3 separate regions of the Homo sapiens genome follow, and all the other regions are linked to region 1. A link is a contact called in ENCODE Hi-C or POLR2A ChIA-PET data. All regions are on one chromosome and are shown on one strand. The core of a region is the stretch at or near the end of the contact, and the rest is flanking DNA. Distances in the headings are between cores, read along the strand shown. Region 1 holds the start of ZBED5-AS1 (ZBED5 antisense RNA 1). Region 2 holds the start of LDHA (lactate dehydrogenase A). Region 3 holds the start of NUCB2 (nucleobindin 2).

Region 1 (3,459 bases), core at 719-3,218:
AACCATCAGATCGTGTGAGAATTCACTTAACTATCAGAACAGCATGGGAGAAAACGTCCTCATAATCCAATCACTTTAATCCTTCCATACGTGGGGATTAAAATTCGATATAAGATTTGGGTAGGGACACAGAGTCAAATCATATCAGGACCTAATTCCTAAACTTTAGATGTACTTATTTAAACACTATTCTGCCTAACAGTTTAATATTTTGGGTTTTCCCTCTTCATGAAGATGTAAACAAGATGTGTAAAGATTGGTTTGGGAGCCCATGGCAAGGACAGGAAAATCAAACACATGTTCTCACTCATAGGTGGGAATAGAACAATGAGAACACCTGGACACAGGGTGGGGAACATCACACACCAGGGCCTGTCGTGGGGTGGGGGGAGGGGGGAGGGATAGCCCTAGGAGATATACCTAATGTAAATGACGAGTTAACGAGTGCAGCACACCAACATGGCACATGTATACATATGTAACAAACCTGCAAGTTGTGCACCCTAGAACTTAAAGTATAATAATAAAAAAAATAAAAAATAAAAAAAGATTGGTTTGGGAGCACATATGTAAAAGGTTTTTCTAAAATATGAAACACGAAAATATATTATTCCAATATTATTCTGAAGCCAGACAACTCCCGCAATGACAAAATCCCTTGCTCTTCAAGCGCGACTGTACCCCCTTCCCAAAAACGATTTATGCATTTATGGTTAAAGTTCAAATGAAGCTGATTTAATAGAAATAATTTAAAAATAATAATGAGAATATATGGACAGCTTACTATAGGGTGAGATGATGTTGTAATTGACTTTAAAACATTTGGAACTAAATGTCAGTCCTAGGAAATTATGCACTCCTGTAAATTGTGCTATTAAGGGTTAGGTTTCTTTCAACACTTTAGATATTTGATCAGAAGCATATTTAAGAAAAACGAAAGCTGCCCTTGCTTTTGACCCCAAGTTGAGAATTTTCTATCATTGGTGCAGTGCCTGAAAATACGATCCAATCTTCATTTAGTCATTTGTACGGAGTCTGGAAAGGCTAAAACATTGCAAATAATAGGACCTACTCGTACTTTCCCCGCTTAAGAAGCGTATCTATTTCAAGGTGCCTATTTGGAAAAACAGACTCCAGGTCTCCACCACAGAACTTAACACAAAATGAAAGCACACAACCCGCAGCCTTTGGCTGTGGTGTTTTTGAAAACAAGGAAGGGCACAGAACCATGGCTTAAAATACCCGAAAGCTGCAGCCCACAAAAAGAGTATTTCAGGGCGGGTTGGCCGTTCCCTGCAGGCAAACGTTCGGTGCAGGCGGCCGGGCGTTCCTGCGGGGAGGGCGCCACTGTGATGCAAAGACATCAAGCGGACTTTCAGCTTGCCCGTGGACGCTGCGGTGCCGCTTTCCCTATCCAGTCCTGTTCCCGCGGCTCCCCAGCCTACCCCGGGCCGACCAAGAGGTCCGGCGGGGTCTGCGCCGCATCAGCGCCCGCTCGTCAGGCCTAGCCCTCCGCACAGCCAAGGCCGACCAGACCTCTAGACACTCCGTCGTCGGGTGTGGGGCGGAGAAGTAAAGGGCGAGTTTTCTTCCTAGATTCCAGTGGGAACCAAGAAAAGGAGTTGGCAGCTGTGTAAACTGGACCTGGGGTGCGGCCTCCGGGAACAAAAGAGGTGATAAATGCACAGCAGCCGAGGTTCTGCGTGCTCCTTTGGGGCCACTACGAATCCCCGTGAATCACCCCAGCCCGGGCAGAGGGCCAGAAATGATGAAAATGCAGATTCATGGCTTCCACTCCAGCCCTACAAGATCACCAACCGTATCTGGCAGTACCCAGGAATCTGCATTCTCGACAAGCGTCCGCGCCGACGGGGCTAGTGAAGTTTGAGAACAATTGCTTCCTACCCAGCCGCTCCGCTATCACCTAGGTAGCACGGCCGCTGCGGCTGAGGCTGTGACTGCGGCTGCGGCTGGGCCGCGCCTCAACCGAGCTTGGTCCTTTCCTTTGGTCCCGCCCCGCTGCTCAGCGCGGATTGGTGGCGGGACGCAAATCTGGCGCTGATTGGGCGGCGGCAGAGTCGCTCGTGAAGATTGTAGGGTTCGGGTGCTCTAGAGTGCTAAATTTATCTTCAGACCGGCGACCGCGCCAGCCGCGAATCGGATCTCTATGGAGATGGCCTAGGCGATATCCCTGAGCTGAGAGCATCACCCTGTCCCCGAATCCTTCTTTCCTCTCTGTTTTGTTTTTCATTCCCCTCCCTCTCTCCCCTCCCCCTCCAGTCCACGACGACTGGCTGTTGACCCTGTTCAGGCCTCGGTGAAGGTGAGAAGCAGAGCCGCCGCCGCGGCTAAGCGGTGCGCTCTGAAATGGCCGCTTCCTGGAACTGCCTAAGATGGCGGTCGCGGGCTCTGCTGTGGACCGCGGCGCTGCTGTGCAGCCCAGCCGCGGCAAAATCCGTTCTCTCCATCGCTGATGGAGATGAAATAGAGAGATGGTGTTGGGTGCTGAGACGTTTTCATGTGGTCGTTAGCGCAGGCGGCCGCCCGGGGACGCGAGAGAAGACCTGAGGCGAGGGTGGGCTGCGACTGGTAGGGAGCCCCCCAGTCGTGGCAATCTGTGGGCAGCGCGCACCTGTGACAGGGAGGAGCTGAGGGATAGTTGGCCCTGGCTGCACATCCAGGTGACCGTTTAAAAAAGCATTTAGGTGTTGGAAGGAGCATCTGTTCCCACCTTTTTGGCTGGCCTGCACTCAGATCCTGTCCTCCTGACCCTGAGGGTATTGTTCCCAGCCGGAACCGCCCGAAGATAGGGGAGAAAGGATTGTGATACTTGTCAGTTTAACCGGAAGGAGACTAAAGACGGAAGTTTTCCCCGCTCTTCAGGGAGTGGAAAGGAAACTTTACTCTCAAAGGAGTCCAGATTCTTTGTCCTCGAGAAATTCGGGGAAACACCTTCGAAGAGGTGGGGTTGAGGACCTTCTTTCTGAAAACAAAAGCTTCCTACTCTTCTGTGTCCTCTGGCAACGAGAGGGATCCTGATCTTTTACGTGAACCAGCAGCTCCACAGAGTTCTCCGTTGCAAAATCCAAAAGGAGACTGTGGAAGGAGAATCTGCTTTTTTGCTCCCAATAAGAAGCAGGGCTTTATGCTGTTGCTAGTATGAGACCCTCGACTTTCTGGCAGTTATAATCCATTGTTCATCCGTTTCGCTGCATAACCCAACTCCTAGTAACGAGATTTTTTAGTAGTTGGGGAATTAAAAGTATTCAGGAACACCCAAGTAATGGCTAGACACATGGGCTATGCAGTCAAACTTTTTGGGCTCTGAACTTGGTTTTTCACTTACAAGAGGTGTTAGCGAGATGTGTTAACCTGTGTCTGTTTATCTCTAAAGTGGGGTTATTAATAATCCTTGTGTCTTCATAGATGAGATAATCTATATGAGGGATTTAGCAGTAA
Region 2 (3,459 bases), core at 304-2,803, 7.5 Mb before region 1:
AGAGGCAATCTGGAGCTATGCAGCTCAGTGGGTGAGAGGGAGGGAGCTGGGATTCAGACTTCAGACCTAATGAATGCCCCGAAGCAGACGCCAGCAACGTGAAGCCTAGCTGGCAGCCTCCCAGGTCTGGCGCGCAGCCAGCGCCAGACTTTAAATCGCAATACTAGAAACCAGGGCCTGTTAACCAACCGGGAGGGAGGCGCACGGTGTGGCTTCGGCCGTGATCCTTGTTGCAAAGGCCTGTCAGGCCCAGTATGAAGAAATAGTTTCAGTACAGGGAGTGTAGAAATAGCTGCAGAAGGCCTGAGGCCTGCAGCCCTAGAGTTAATAGCTACTTGGTGGAACCCTCGAATTCTTTCCACCTTGTTAATCCAACCCTGCACTGCATTCGCTGGAGGAAATATCACAGGCTGCATCCCCAAAGTATCACGTCTAGTTTTGACACCACTCCAAAGGGCAAAAATCCGAGAGGACCTCTAGGCAGGCAGTCAGCCCAGAGTCACCAAGCTGGAGCCGGGTCTCTCCTTACAAATCACTGCTATTTCTAGACAGCCTTGTAAGGTTTCTAGCCTGGCAGGGGGAAGGGAGTTCCTGCGGACACCTGCTAGCTTCACTGAACGGCCCCGGGATCCAATGCTACCTTTAATGTAGGGGCGGAGGTGGGAGGGCATGGGATGAGGGAAGGGTGCGTCTAGAGGCGAGAGACATGCAAAAACGAGTTCTACACCTCACCTCTGCCTCCTACTCACTGGGAACTTAGAGATCCCTGACTGTCTCCTAGCTTTCGGTCTCCCTATTTGTTAAAAGGAGGAGTTGGTACCGGCGGATCCTACTCAACTGACCGTCTGAGGTGCGGAAGGGCTGGGATGCTGCCTGCTTCATCTTTGCATGCGCCGTGCCTAGCGCAGCCCGAGATACACCAGTAGCTTCTTAATAAATGCGCAAAGGGCTCCCTATAATCTGCAGGCAGCAGCTGCCCTCACGGAGCCCACCTCTCGAGCGTCCCAAGAGAAAAATGCAAGCCGCGTGGTACTCAGCCGCTTTCCGTCTTTCAAGAACCCGCCCCGGACAAGCTGAGGCTTTTTTGGCTCTATGGGCTCCGAGAACTGGACCTCGAGTTTTGCACCGCCCGCCGATTTCGAGCCCAGAGGTATCCCCCACCCTTAAGGCCTATCATATCCTTGTTCCGCATCCACCCGGGCTTTCGACCCCTGCTTGGGTGCGGCCACCTCCTCGGTTCCCCAGCGTGGCCAGAAGCCATGGTTCCCGCTTAGAGCAAAAGCAGAGCGCGGCGAGCTCCGAACACATGCGTTGTGTGGGCCGCCGCCCAGACGTCTCTGGGCTGTGCTTCTGGAAAGCGGCTCCTACACCTCCCGGGAGCAGGAATCCCTTCGCGAGCAGCGGAGGCCAGCAGAACCAGAGGCAGTTGGCTCTACCCGCCCATCCCTCTGGCGCCGTGCGCGCAGGGCCCTACCGTACCGGGAATGCACGTCGGGCGGTCGTCGGGGGCGCGTGGCAATGAGATCCGGAATCGGCGGCAGCGGCTGCAGCACTCTGAGCTGGGCGCGGGAGGGGCCTTAAGTGGAACAGCTATGCTGACGTCAGCGGGGGGGGCCGGCGGACGTGCGGGAACCCACGTGTGAGTCGGGCTGGGGGTGGATGCCGAGCCAGGCGGGGCACTGGAGAGGCCCGGGTGGCGCGCGCAGCCAGACAACCGACCGGCAGACTGCTCCACGTGCGCTGGGAGTCTAAGTAAGGTGCTGCCCTCCAACCACAGAAGCCGGGGTCGGAGCCATGAGCCTGAGTCAGGACGACCTTCAGTTTCCTCATCCATGAAACCTGGGGAGGTTACTCTCAGGAAGGCTTGGATCTGTTTCTTCTTCATCCCTGTTTCTCAGTGTCCAGAACAGCTTCTGGCACGTAATAGGCACTCCACAAATATTTGTTGAACGAAAGGAAGAAAATGCCTAGCAGTCAGTCAGTCTGTTCTTACCTAAGTCGAGTGACCTCCAAAACTCGACGCTGCTTTTCCCTCTGCTGCTAAGCCTACCAGCTCCCACTCACAGTGAAGCCTTGGCCTCTCAGGCCTTGCAGGGTGACTCAGTTCAAATGTACATTTTATTCTGCACTTTCTACTGCCCACCCCACTGGCATCTCATCTCGAGTCTCAACCATACCCAAGAACTGTCAGTGGCTTGTTTTTTTGGTTTTGGTTTTTTGTTTGTTTATTTGTTTTTTGGTATTTTTCGAGACAGGGTCTCACTCTGTCACCCAGGCTGGAGGGCAGTGGCGTGATCATGGCTTCCTGCAGCCTCGACCTTCTGGCTCAAGCGATCCTCCCACCTCGGCTCCCCGAAGTGACTGGGACTACAAGCGCGCCCACTTGCCCTGCGATTTTTTTTTTAATTATTAATTTTTTTTTTTTTGAAACGGAGTCGCTCTGTCGCCCAGGCTGGAGTGCAGTGGGCTGATCTCGGCTCACTGCAACCTCCGCCTCCCGGGTTCAAGCGAATCTCCTGCCTCAGCCTCCTGAGAAGATGGGATTACAGCCAGGCGCCACCACGCCCGGCTAATTTTTGTAATTTTTAGTAGAGACGGGGTTTCACCATGTTGGTCAGGCTGATCTCAAACTCCTGGCCTCAAGTGATCTGGCCGCCTCGGCCTCACAAAGAGCTGGGATTACAGGCGTGAGCCACCGTGCCCAGCTCAATTTTTTGTTTTCTTATCATACTTACCTCTGGGCCTGTATTCTTGCTGATTCCATTGCCTAGCCCGCCCTCCTCCATCTCTTCTTTAATTTGTACCAATACTTCCCCACTGTGGGGTATATTATGAAATATATTTGGTAAGCCCTTGAGTATGCCAAAATTTCCTGAATTTTCTGATAGGAATGTCTTTTGTTATTTATAAAGAGCCTTTTTCCCTGACTTAATGTTAATGAATGAGGAGTCTTAGATAGCCTCAGGAAGGAGCCAGTCATGGGAAAGACCAAATGATTAGGGAATTAGAGGGCTGGAACTTTCAGCCCAAAGGGGTGGATGGCTTTACTTACTCCCTGAACCTACAGCAGCAGCCCAGTGCAGCTTTGAGATAGATCCATAACTGAGTTTCTTGGTTTTGACGGAAAACTCTAACCTCAGCTCCAAAATAGCACAAGGGGCCAGGTGCAGTGACTCATGCCTGTAATCCCAGCACCAATGTGGTTGAGGTGGGAGGACTGCTTGAGGCCAGGAGTTCGAGACTAGCCTGGGCAGCATAGTGAGACCCTGTCTCAAAAAAAAAAAAAAAATAGCAGGGCATGCTTGCATGTTCTAACAGTTTTCCCATCACTCTAGATTCTAAGATCACTCTAGGTTCTGAAATGGGGCTCTCACCTCAAACACACAGCTGGAAAGTTTAGGGGTGGGCCACTGATTCTTCAGAGTACCTCAGGGCAGGGCAGATTGCCACAGTGTTTTC
Region 3 (3,459 bases), core at 960-3,459, 6.4 Mb before region 1:
GTGCTGGGATTACAGGCATTAGCCACCATGCCCGGCCTAAAGGATTATTTTCAATACATTTTTAAATCCTGCACTTGCTTCTGCCAGCTACCCAGTACTCAAAAGGGTATTTTGTAGAACCCAGCCTTCAAAAGGGTCCTTAGAAAGTGGAAAGTAATTTACATATTATTCTAAGTAATGCAAAATTAGTTTAGTATGTGTTCAGAGATTAATAACATATCCCAAAACAAAAAAGACATCTGAATTGATGTTATTGATATTAGTGCCCATAATTAGTTGTGTCTTGAAAAGTACCTTAATTGTCTTAATTGTGCATTTTATCTCAACTGTTATTCACAGAGCGCAAACCAACTTGGCAAAAAGCATGCTGAAAGAATATATACAAAATACGTGATATGAACAATATGTACCTTGGGAGAGCAAAGAAAGGTAAACACAACATAGACAGATTCGACTCTTAGAACATGGGTCGTCCAGGCACGGTGGCTCACACCTGTAATCTCAGCACTTTGGGAGGCCAAGGCAAGTGGATCACCTGAGGTCAGGAGTTCGAGACCAGCCTGGCCAACATGGTGAAACTTCGTCTCTAATAAAAATACAAAAAATTAGCTGGCTGTGGTGGTGGGTCCCTGTAATCCCAGCTACTCGATGGGCTGAGGTAGGAGAATCCCTTGAACCCGGGAGGCGGAGGCTGCAGTGAGCTGAGATCGGGCCATTGCACTCCAGCCTGGGTGACAGAGTGAGACTCCATCTCAAAAAAAAAAAAAAAAAAAAAAAGATGGGTAAAATTTGGATAGAGAAGAGCATGAGTAAACACACGGAGACAGAAATAAATTTTTGCCTCCTTTAAGTTTCTAAAATTGTCTAGTTAAAAAAAAAATTTGACCCCCTACTACAAAGGTAGATGAGATCATGGAAAGCTTGAAGACCACGATGAGAAATAGAAGTTTCCATGTTCATCCTAATTAGGAGAGTGACATTATTTGAGATTTCATTTCTAATTCTAAATTTCCAGAATTTTAATTTTTGACCCTATTAGCTGAAGAAGATTTGTTGAAATATTTGTTCAACATTTGTTGAACTTATTCAAGTTTCAAAAAACAAAAACATTCCTTAAAGCATCTATCTCATCAATTCTTTAACTTTCCCATAGGGAAAGTCCACAATCTCCCTCAAACAAAATTCACTATCAGAAATATTTGCATTTAACCTCCCCTATTTTTAAACCAAGGTAATATCTTTTAGTGTTCATATTCGTCCACGGATTTAACAGAGCCTTAGTAGCAGGCTTAAATGGTAGCACTAGCTTATTCAATTGCATAAAATGTACATTATTCAATTTAGAAGTTTAGCAGACATAGAATTTCAAGAGGTTCTGTCTCTCAAAAATCATAATGGTTCCCGTTCATTCTCATTCCCTCATATTCTCTCTCTCTCTCTCCTTCTTTCCCTCCCTCTCCCAGCCATTTGATACTGTAAAATAACTGTCATCTAAGACCGTTGCAAACACCAACCACAATAACCATATTTGCTCACTGAGTTGCCACTTAGCAGGTGCAACAAGGAAATACTGTTTCTCATCTCCTAAAACCAAAAGGGTTCATCTCGTACCTAATTTGTCACTTAAGTGAAAAGCATATCACGACTTACACTAACTTTCTCCTAAGTGTCAGAGGTTGCTGGCTTAACCAGACCGGAGAAGAGCAGGATCCCCGGGCCTAGCTTTGCTGAGCGGCACAGGGGAGCATCGCCTGGAATTGGTGGGTGTCCCTCCTCACTAGTGGGCACCCCCTTGCCCATCGACCTGCCCAAACCCGAAGGGACCCCGCCAGGGTCTCGGTTTGGCACCTACCCTCTCCTGCTCCCCGCCAAGAGCCAGCCACCCTCCTCGACCCCGAAGAAAGCTCGGGTGCCCAGCTGCGAGTGGAGCAGAGGGAACCCAGCGCCTCCGGCTCGCGCTGGGAGCCCCCTCCCCGCCGGTGCCCCGCCCACAGCACGGCCCCCACCATCCTCTCTGCTCTGGCAAGGCAGGCGAAGACCGGAGCCTTATCTCCGGACTCCCCCACCCCTAATCTCCCGCCGCGCTGCTCCGCACCTACCGCGCGGCCACCGGCCTTACCTGGCCGGGTCTCGGCGAGCGAGGCTGCGCCTGGTGCTTGCGTCCAGCGCACAAACCTGTCCTCCAGCCCCCGGCCCACCGCTCCGCTCTGCCCCTCCTCCCGCCGCGCGCGCCCGCCTCCTGGCTGCCATGGCGACAGTTCCCACACTCTGCGGCCGCTGATTGGTCCGGTTCGCGATTGCTGACGACGCCGATTGGCGGGAGCAGGGACAAGGCCGCGCCGGGGAGCCTGGAGGCGGGCGGTGAGGAGGGCCGAAGCTGTGGAGCCTGGTGGGAGGCTGAGCCAGGAGGGACGTGGCGCTCTGAGATGCGGGCTCAGGAGGCCGCGCCTCTTCCTTCCCTAGCTTACCCGGAGAATCCTGTGGAGCAGGACTCGGGCGGGTGAGGTGCCGTCCTGAGACCCGGGCAGAGCCCCAGGGATCGCCTCTCCCTTGGCCTCTGGCCTGCGCCTGCAGCGCCCACGCAGGTCGGAGAATGGCTGTCAGGCCTATTCTCGCCCACAGGCCTCGCTCGGCTCTGACACCCCCGTCCTCCGCCTTGGCGGGAATCTTAACGGCATTTGTAACCGCACCCACCCCCGTTGTGCTGGGCCCTCGGTCACTGTGGTTTAACTGTATTTACCCACCTTCTCTCTTGCCCATTCGCAGACAGCTCTTTCCTCTGCATCCTGCCCCAGAGAACAGACATCTATTCCAAACCCCTCATTTTAAAGATGGGGAAACTGAGGCTCAAAGATGCACATGGGTAGCTTGAGCCTTCCAGAAGCTTTTGGAGCCACAGGCTGTTTACGAAGTTTCATCCTGCCGATTAGTTTTTTTCACCTGAAAAATTGGTATCATATCTACCTTAGGGTTATTCACGAAGATTGAATGAGATAACATTGCCAGGAAAACAGTACAGACTAGGCATGGTGACTCACCCTGTAATGCCAGCACTTTGGGAGGCCAAGGCAGGAGGATGGCTTGAGCTCAAAAATTTGAGACCAATCTGGACAACAGTGAGATCCTATCTCTACAAGAATATTTTTTACTTTTTTATCTTTAACACAATGATGTTTCAGTCTGAAGAAAATACTTAAAAATTTGCCAGGTGCTGTGTCGCACATCTGTAGTCCCAGCTACTCAGGAGGCGGAGGCAGAGGCGGGAGGATCACTTGAGCTCAGAAGGCCGAGGCTGCAGTGAACCATGATCATTGTGCCACAGAGTGAGACCCTGTCTCAAAAAAACAAACAAACAAAAACACACAGTACAGAATCTGCCACATAGTATGTTAGCAATGAAAGCTTCTGTTATCAGGAAGTACTACCAGCCAGATTGCCTCTGTTGCACAACTGGACTCT

What was found. A loop is a pair of places that touch in the nucleus more often than their neighbours do. ChIA-PET counts read pairs that join two places held with the same protein, here RNA polymerase II (POLR2A). Pooled maps may share reads with other maps.
Region 2: a map of CD4-positive, alpha-beta T cell shows a loop between it and region 1 (27-fold over the local background). The contact joins the promoter of LDHA here to the promoter of ZBED5-AS1 in region 1. A Hi-C loop is called at or near these places in 2 of 168 maps with a recorded cell type or tissue (CD4-positive, alpha-beta T cell and naive thymus-derived CD4-positive, alpha-beta T cell) and 6 of 50 pooled maps.
Region 3: a map of naive thymus-derived CD4-positive, alpha-beta T cell shows a loop between it and region 1 (13-fold over the local background). The contact joins the promoter of NUCB2 here to the promoter of ZBED5-AS1 in region 1. A Hi-C loop is called at or near these places in 1 of 168 maps with a recorded cell type or tissue (naive thymus-derived CD4-positive, alpha-beta T cell) and 5 of 50 pooled maps. POLR2A ChIA-PET finds 5 or more read pairs at or near these places in 1 of 52 experiments (activated B cell).

The regions. Positions count from the first base shown.
Region 1 is chr11:10,856,726-10,860,184 of GRCh38, reverse strand. It overlaps ZBED5-AS1 (ZBED5 antisense RNA 1), which reads right to left and starts at 1,968. Exons shown (of 3, transcript NR_034137.1): 1 at 1,819-1,968. ZBED5 (zinc finger BED-type containing 5) reads left to right here and starts at 2,132. Exons shown (of 3, transcript NM_001143667.2): 1 at 2,132-2,323. RefSeq lists enhancers at 660-1,295, 1,697-1,786, 1,296-1,933, 2,087-2,466.
Region 2 is chr11:18,392,657-18,396,115 of GRCh38, reverse strand. It overlaps LDHA (lactate dehydrogenase A), which reads right to left and starts at 1,553. Exons shown (of 8, transcript NM_005566.4): 1 at 1,480-1,553. RefSeq lists enhancers at 1-193, 1,458-1,547, 928-1,593, 1,858-1,947, 1,594-2,258 and a silencer at 648-697.
Region 3 is chr11:17,275,489-17,278,947 of GRCh38, reverse strand. It overlaps NUCB2 (nucleobindin 2), which reads right to left and starts at 2,209. Exons shown (of 14, transcript NM_005013.4): 1 at 2,120-2,209. RefSeq lists a silencer at 1,946-2,375 and an enhancer at 2,566-2,655.